Linked DNA regions of Homo sapiens: regions 1 and 3 are each linked to region 2. Evidence: read pairs that join two places in POLR2A ChIA-PET (ENCODE). Cell type or tissue: A673. All regions are shown on one strand.

Region 1 (2,500 bases), 250 kb before region 2:
CTGGGGAAGTTCCCATGATCTAGAAGTTGGTTATTATGATTTAGTGCACATTCTCTTAATTGCTATCGCTATTTTTCAAATCAGTCTCCTGGAGATGTGGGAGCATAACACCAATTTTACAGTTTAGCTTAAAGCTAAACTCTATTTACTTTAGAAACATGTTTATGAGTGCCTACCCATAAACTGAAGAATACATGTAAGAAATTATGTTGAAAGGAGACAGAGAATAAAGCAGGAAAGGAATACTTACTGAGCATCTACTATGTATCAGACATTGTACTAGGTTTTTTTTTTAAGAAAAAAACTTAATTTTGAGATAATTGTAGGTTCACATGCAATTGTAGGAGAAAAATGCAGAGAGATCCCATGTACCTTTTACCCAGTTTTTTTTTTAACCCCAGTGGTAACATCCTATAAAGATATAGTATAATACGAAAAACTTGCTTACTTTAGAAGTCCAATTCTATCCCATTTTAAATAGAAAAATTTGAGGACAGAGTTTAAAATAATGCTGAATTTTACCTAGTAAAATAAATCAAAGGTAAAATTGAATTGAAAATTTAAAATCAAATTTTAGCTACTCACACAAAGCAAGGGATATCTGTGGAAAATAATGTATAAAAAGTAATATTGGTAATTGATATGGTTTGTCTGTGTCCCCACCCAAATCTCATCTTGAATTTCCACATGTTGTGGGAGGGACCCAGTGGGAGGTAATTAAATCACGGGGGCAGGTCTTTCCCATGCTATTCTCATGATAATTAATAAGTCTTAGGAGATCTGATGGTTTTAGAAAGGGGATGTTCCCTGGATGAGCTCTTTTCTCTTGTCTGCCACCATGTGAGACATGCCTTTTACCTTCTGCCATGATTGTGAGGACTCCCCGGCCATGTGGAACTCTGAGTTCAGTACATCTCTTTCTTTTGTGAATTGCCCAGTCTTGTATATGTCTTTATCAGCAGTGTGAAAATGGACTAATACAGTAATAAATGTGAGTGACCAATAAGATCCTAAAGAAAGAAGATAATTTTGAAAGAGTTAAAAAAATTAGAGAGCTTAGTTCCTAGTAGCTATCAAAAGATTATGTATCCAAAATAATAAAAGAGTTTGGTATCAGTGAAGAATACCAAGATAGATCAGTAGAAGACAATATAAAGTCCGGAAATGGAGTCAAATAGATGTATGTGTTTTTAGTCTTTTATAAAAGGGAAATTCAAAATTAGTGGGAAGTGATAGCATATTCAAAAGTGATGAGGACAATTTGATCAGGGAAAAAAAATTGACATCCTACACTTATTACGTATATCAAAATAAATTTGCAGATGAAACCCAATTATTGGAGGAAAAAAGGAACTATAGTTGTGAATAAGATAAGGGCTTACTTAGAAAATACTATGAGTATCTGGGTGATAGGATCATTTGTACCACAAACCTCATCATTATGCAATATAACCAGGTAACAAACTTTCACATGTACCCCACCACCAAGCTAAAATAATAGTTGAAATAAAAAAAAAAATCCTTAGAGCTGAGAACTTCATAATCATGACACAAAACCCAGAAGCTTTATTGGGAAAGATGGATAAATTTGACTACATGCAAATTAAAACTATTAAATAGGAAAATGCTATTAAATTATTTTAAATCAAAACCACAAATAGAGGCACATACTTACAAAATGTGTGAAAGAGAGTTCATTTCCTTCAGCAAATCAATAAAAAAAGACCAAATGCCTGGTAGTAAAATGGTGAAGAATACCAACAGGAAGTTTGTAGATAAATACAAGTGGTGAGTAAAGATATAAAATTATTCTGAACCTACTTGTAATTAGGCAATTACAATATAAAATTTTTAATGAAGTGCCAATTTTCTTTGATCAGATTGTCATAGATTAAAAATTAGGTATTGAGCATATTGGATCAAGAAAAACAAGCACTCGCTCTTGCATGAAGATACATTTTTTTTAAAACTTATTTTAAATTTAGTGGCACAAGTGCAGGTTTGTTACATAGGTAAACTTATGTCATGGGGGTTTGTTGTGCAGATTATTTCATCACCCAGGTATTAAGCCTAGTACCCATTAGTTATTTTTTCCTGATCTTCTCCTTTCTCCCACCCTCTAACCTCCACTAGGCCCCAATTTGTGTTGTTCTCTCTATGTGTCCATGTGTTCTCATCATTTTGCTCCCACTTATAAGTGAGAACATGTGGTATTTGGTTGCCTGTTCCTGTGTTTGTTGGCTAAGGAAAAATGGCCTCCAGCTACATCCATGTCCCTGCAAAGAATATTATCTCATTCTTTTTTATGGTTGTATAGTATTCCATGGTGTCTATGTGCCACATTTTCTTTATCCAGTCTATCATTGATGGGCATTTATGTTGATTCCATGTCTTTGCTATTGTGAATAGTGCTGCAATGAACATATGCATGCAAAAGAATACTTATACTTTGTTGGTGGAAGTGTAAATTAGTTTAGCCAATGTGGAAGATAGTGTGGTG
Region 2 (2,500 bases):
AGCTGAAATTGTGTTTAGAGTTGTAGAAATTCGCATGTAAATGTATACAGCATCCACATACTTCATATGCTACAGTTGCATGTGTAAGTGGTTTCCACATGCCTCTCTGTGTTTTAGCATCATTTATATTCAAGAGAAAATTAAAGGTATAGAAATTGTCCTACTTTGCTCATGCATTTTATAAATGTGTACTTCTGTGTGAAATGGTCATGTCTCTTATAAACCACTGTTGTGTATCATTCACATTAGCCAGTATTTAGGATACCATTCAATCAGACTAAAGGAAATGGTGTATTCAGGGCGTGGGCTCACACTACACTGACTGGCATTTATGTAGCATGAGTACTTAAGTCTCACGCAGGTTGCCTGCTTGTGGATGAAATTCTGTATCATTTATGACAAAATCCAGTGGTGCCCATCCTTCTGCTGGCATCTATTCATCATCGTAGTACTTAACAGGGAATAAAACAAGGGCAAAAACCTGCAAAGGTCTAAGCTCTGCCACACCCATAAAATCCAGCAGAAACGTGGGAGGGGGGCTGAAGGGCTTGCACTTCCTTCCTCTTCCACTTGAGCGGCATAAAGAAGCAACCTTGGATTTCTAAGTTGGAATACATTGCCAGTGGGTGAGAAGAAAGCATAAATGATCTCTATTAGCCATTAGTTATCACTATAGATTATTATAGCAGGAAGAAGAGAATGAGAGTGGGGTAGAGATGAGAATATGGTAAAGGAGTGGGCAAAGGAGGAATAAAATAAAATAATCCCTAATATTGTATTGCCTTATGATTTTCAAATATCTTGGGGCTTACTTTAAATAGCTTAATTGCCATGTGTATTGCAGATGATTAAAAACTTGGCAAGGTGTGATTTATGTCTACAAAGCAAGAAAACTATGAGGTGTTTCTTTTGTTGAAAAATAATGACTTTAGTTTGTAATTGAAGTGTAAAGAATTTCATGCAAGCAAGTAGTCCCTCTACTCCCCAGCCCCCCATCCATGCCAATATCTGCTTTTTTCCTCATGCAACAAATAAATCTTATCTCTGAGAGTGTGATCTGTGGTTTAAAATTCCGACCTCTCTGCCTTTCCTTGCAGTGTTGGGAAGGTGTGGAAGGATGCTGCCTTGCTGCTTGGTGCAGGCGATTCTTCCTAGTGATAAATTGGATTCCTCCCAAATCTCTCTGAGCCACACCCAGTGTCACTCAGGGACTTAGTGAATTAATTAAGCTGAGCCATTTTACTTAATATAATTGAAGCTTCTCGTTCTTTTTTTTTTTTTTAATAGTGATTTTCACCACAGGTTTCCAAATTTAAACAGAAAAAATATTTGAAGGGCATTTTCTTTCTTTTTTCTTTCTTTTTTTTTTTTTTTTGCCAAATTATCTGGACTTGCAGAGAACCTTAGAAAATTCATGGTGAGTCTAGAAAGTGTTCATTTCTGGTGACTCTATAATTCCTTCTAACCCATGCCAGGGCGCATACACAATGAGCCCTGATCTCTCCTGCTGACAGAGTCTGTGTAACTCTCTTCCCCACCCCCTCCCCTACCAACCCATGCTGAGGCAACTGGAATAAGAAAATGCAGAGTTAATTTTCTTTCTTGCTGAGCTGGCAAAACTACAGAAACCTCCTTTGATGTTTCAAGCTAAAGGGCAGTACTCCTGTTCACCGAGAGGGAGAGTGGCTTGGGGTCTCCTTTGCCTCTGTCATAGTGAAATTGCCAGTGTTATTCCTGGGGCTGAATTAATCCACAGACTTCAGAATTTTACCTGGCCCCATAAGGAAGGGTACTGGTGTTCTTTCAGGCAAGAATAGAGCATATATATTAACCAATCGTATTGATAAAGTAAGACAAGTCTTCCTCTATTAATAGTTCAAAGAATGCACATAACCAGGTCATCTCAAGAGAAGGTATAGCAGCATTTAACTATTCACTTCCCTATTAGTATTAATAAAGGCATTAGGGCAACCAAGCAGTGGCTGTTGCAAACCAAAGAAGTGATTTCATACAGGAATTCTCCCTTTTCAATTTGTGAAGTGTGGTCAGGTGGCTTTTGTACCTTTGTAATTAAATCTTCATAACATTTTCAGAAGTGTTGGGAAGAATATTATACTGTGAGTCCTTAGTGGAGGCCACTTACTGACTGTGAGCTTTAATAAACCACATCACCTTGGGTTTCAGTTTCCTTCTGTAGAATGAAGAGTAAAAACCAAAAACCAGACACAAATGAACACTTTGCTTACCTTAAGGATTTTTGTAGGGCTTAAACATACTTGATGTGAAAATAAAGATCAATATAAGAAATTTTTATTCTCCCCAAGTTTTGCAATTTGAGGCTTGTCTTAGAGGCCCCAGTTTTGCAGGATGATCTAGTGCCTGCTGTGTCTACCTTTCCCTGTTAGAGATGAGTTCCTTCTAGTCTTAGTTGAGCCTTCTGCTTGTGCTCTTGCTCCTCCCCCCGTGTTTTCCCCAGAGCCCCAGTCCCTCATGCCCTGCT
Region 3 (2,500 bases), 88 kb before region 2:
AAGTAAAGACCTTGCTCAGCACAGTTCCAGGTACATAGTAAGGATTTAATACAACCTTACTGTTTTAGATTTTATTTCTTTTTCGATCTGTCATGACCCTACCTCTCTCCTGCTCCAATAGTCACACTTACATAAAATCATAGAACTTTAAAATAAAAAATATTACTAGAAGTCAACTATTGACCCACTTGTTTTTTAGAAGAATAAATTGAAACTGGATTTATTGTGACGTGTGTTAGATGAATCTGCTTCTTAGGGGCAGAGCCAAGGGTAGACCACTTTCTACTATATCATACTGACTTTGAATAAGAAGTGTATTCTTTGGTCTGCATATTTATTAAGTACTATTATCTGCATAGCACTAGGCTAAGCACTGGGGATCAAAAACAAAAAATGATAATATATATCATTGAGAAGAACTCTCAGGGGAGGTGGGGATGGGGACAGAGGGGTAAATCCATGAAACTGCAGTAAGTTACAGTGGCGAATACAGAGCTCTGCAAAGGAAGCTGCAAGACCATTTGACTCCTTCAGAAAGTCAATGTTTTAACAAATCTTCTTTTTCATAGATCCCAGGAATTCTGTGAAAAGCCACTTACAATCATGGTTTTCAAGCAAAATACCCATCACCACCCAGGTAGTCAGTCCCTACCTGTGTGTGTGTCAGTTAGGACTGGACTCAGTACTTCCGCATCATATCCTCTCTTATCAGAGGTGTTTGGGTTGGAGATTACCAATATTTTTCTATTACCTCTTCTGTTTCAGCCTAAATATGTTTTTTATTTTGAGAGAGGAAACAGATTAAACTGTGGCTTTAGAGCACAGATCCATTTGGGTTCAATCCAACAAGCAAACATGTTGTTTGACTTGGTAGGAATCATGCTGCATTTATCTACTTATCTCTATCAAAATCTCTTACTTCCCAGGGTTATTGTGGGAAAGATTTTGCCCAAATTATACATGATACTTGTAATTATAAAATATTTTACACTAAAAATGTTAATTGCTTATGTCAGTTTATTCTGTTTGATTTAATTATGGTATTTGCAAATATACCAAGAAGGAAAGTAATGAAATAGTATTTGAAGAAACTTTAGGGTCTCTTCTGTGTCTGGATGAATATATTTAATCTGTCTGCAGGTAGATTAAGAGATTGTTTTTAACAAAGATTTGAAATTTGTGTTCAACATAGTTGCAGCTTAATTTTGAGGCAAGAAGTGTTCGTATTTTTTGGAAGTCCTCAGGATTATGAACAATACTGATTTGGTGGAGCTATCATCCTGAATCTTATGTAAATTGCTGAACTCACATTATTCATTTATTCATACATTCATTCAAAAGCAGTACATTGAGTTCTTATATGTCAATGACCAGGCCAGGTACCAAAGATACATGGTTGAATAAACACCTTGTCTAGCACTCACTTAAAAAGTGAATTAATAAATGCCAGGTACCAAAGATACATGGTTGAATAAACACCTTGTCTAGCACTCACTTAAAAAGTGAATTAATAAATGCATCTATGAATATCTATCTATCTCTGTCCCACAGAAGCCCTCACACTCTAATAAAGGAGGCAAAATTATGCATAGCTAACTATAATACAATATTTAAAAGGCAATAACAGAATGATGTTCAAAGTGCCATGGAAGAAGGCACATATTAATTCTGCCTAGCAGCAGTGTCAGGAAATGCTTCCTACCAGTGATGCTTAACTAGCATATCAAAGAACTACCCAACTCAAACCCCAAAATCAATGTAAAAATTCCATCATATACTGACTAATTTTATTTCAATATTTTAAAAATCTTGGCTTACTTATAGCATTATGGTTAAAATCCAAGAGTCACAAACTGGTACATGCGAAAGGTTTTTATCCCAAATTTATCACCTAGCTATCCATCATTCCCTTAGCTTGGAGAATCCAGTGTAATCAGCATCCAAGGATACTTTACACATAGACAAACAAATACGTATAGAGAGTCTGTGTGTACACTTCCAGTTACATCCACATGCATGTATACACTGACAATTATCCTCCTTTTTTCCCATAAGTAGTAGTACAGGTATAGCTTAGAGATATAATAGGTTTGGTTCCATGAGTTTGGATCACTGCAACAAAGCAAATAAAGAGACTCCTGTGAAGTTTTTGGTTTTCAAGTGCATTTAAAAGTTATGTTTACACTATAATGAAGTCTATTAAGTATGTAAAGTACTATGTCTCAAAAAATATATATACCTTATTTAATAATACTGCCAAAAATGCTTGCATTCATCTGAACCTTCAGCAAAACATAATCTTTTTGCTGATAGAGGGTCTTGTCTTGATGTTGATGGTTGCTGACTGATCAGGGTGGTGGTGGCTGAAGGTTTGATAAGAATAAAGGATAAAGTTTGTTACACCAATTGCCTCTTCCTTTCATTAAATATTTCTCTGTAGCATGCAATGCCGTTTGGTAGCATTCTGCTCACAGAATTTCTTTCAAATTTGGTTCAAATT

The links. ChIA-PET counts read pairs that join two places held together with the same protein. Peaks named below come from ENCODE experiments on the same cell type or tissue, not always from the same donor. Only the 100,000 strongest peaks of a DNase experiment are listed, where the experiment ranks them.
Region 1: POLR2A ChIA-PET joins it to region 2 with 7 read pairs; 2 of 35 experiments call an interaction of 5 or more read pairs at or near these places.
Region 3: POLR2A ChIA-PET joins it to region 2 with 6 read pairs; 2 of 35 experiments call an interaction of 5 or more read pairs at or near these places.

The regions. Positions count from the first base shown.
Region 1 is chr3:115,377,461-115,379,960 of GRCh38, forward strand. No RefSeq gene overlaps it. Among named protein-coding and RNA genes, the nearest start is that of ZBTB20, 230 kb to the left of the region's middle. In A673, no CTCF peak of the experiment used is centred here; no DNase peak of the experiment used is centred here.
Region 2 is chr3:115,625,775-115,628,274 of GRCh38, forward strand. All of the region lies in intron 1 of GAP43 (growth associated protein 43), which reads left to right. Among named protein-coding and RNA genes, the nearest start is that of GAP43, 3.5 kb to the left of the region's middle. In A673, a CTCF peak has its summit at 581; DNase peaks (open chromatin) are centred at 557, 1,177 and 1,537.
Region 3 is chr3:115,537,931-115,540,430 of GRCh38, forward strand. No RefSeq gene overlaps it. Among named protein-coding and RNA genes, the nearest start is that of GAP43, 84 kb to the right of the region's middle. In A673, no CTCF peak of the experiment used is centred here; no DNase peak of the experiment used is centred here.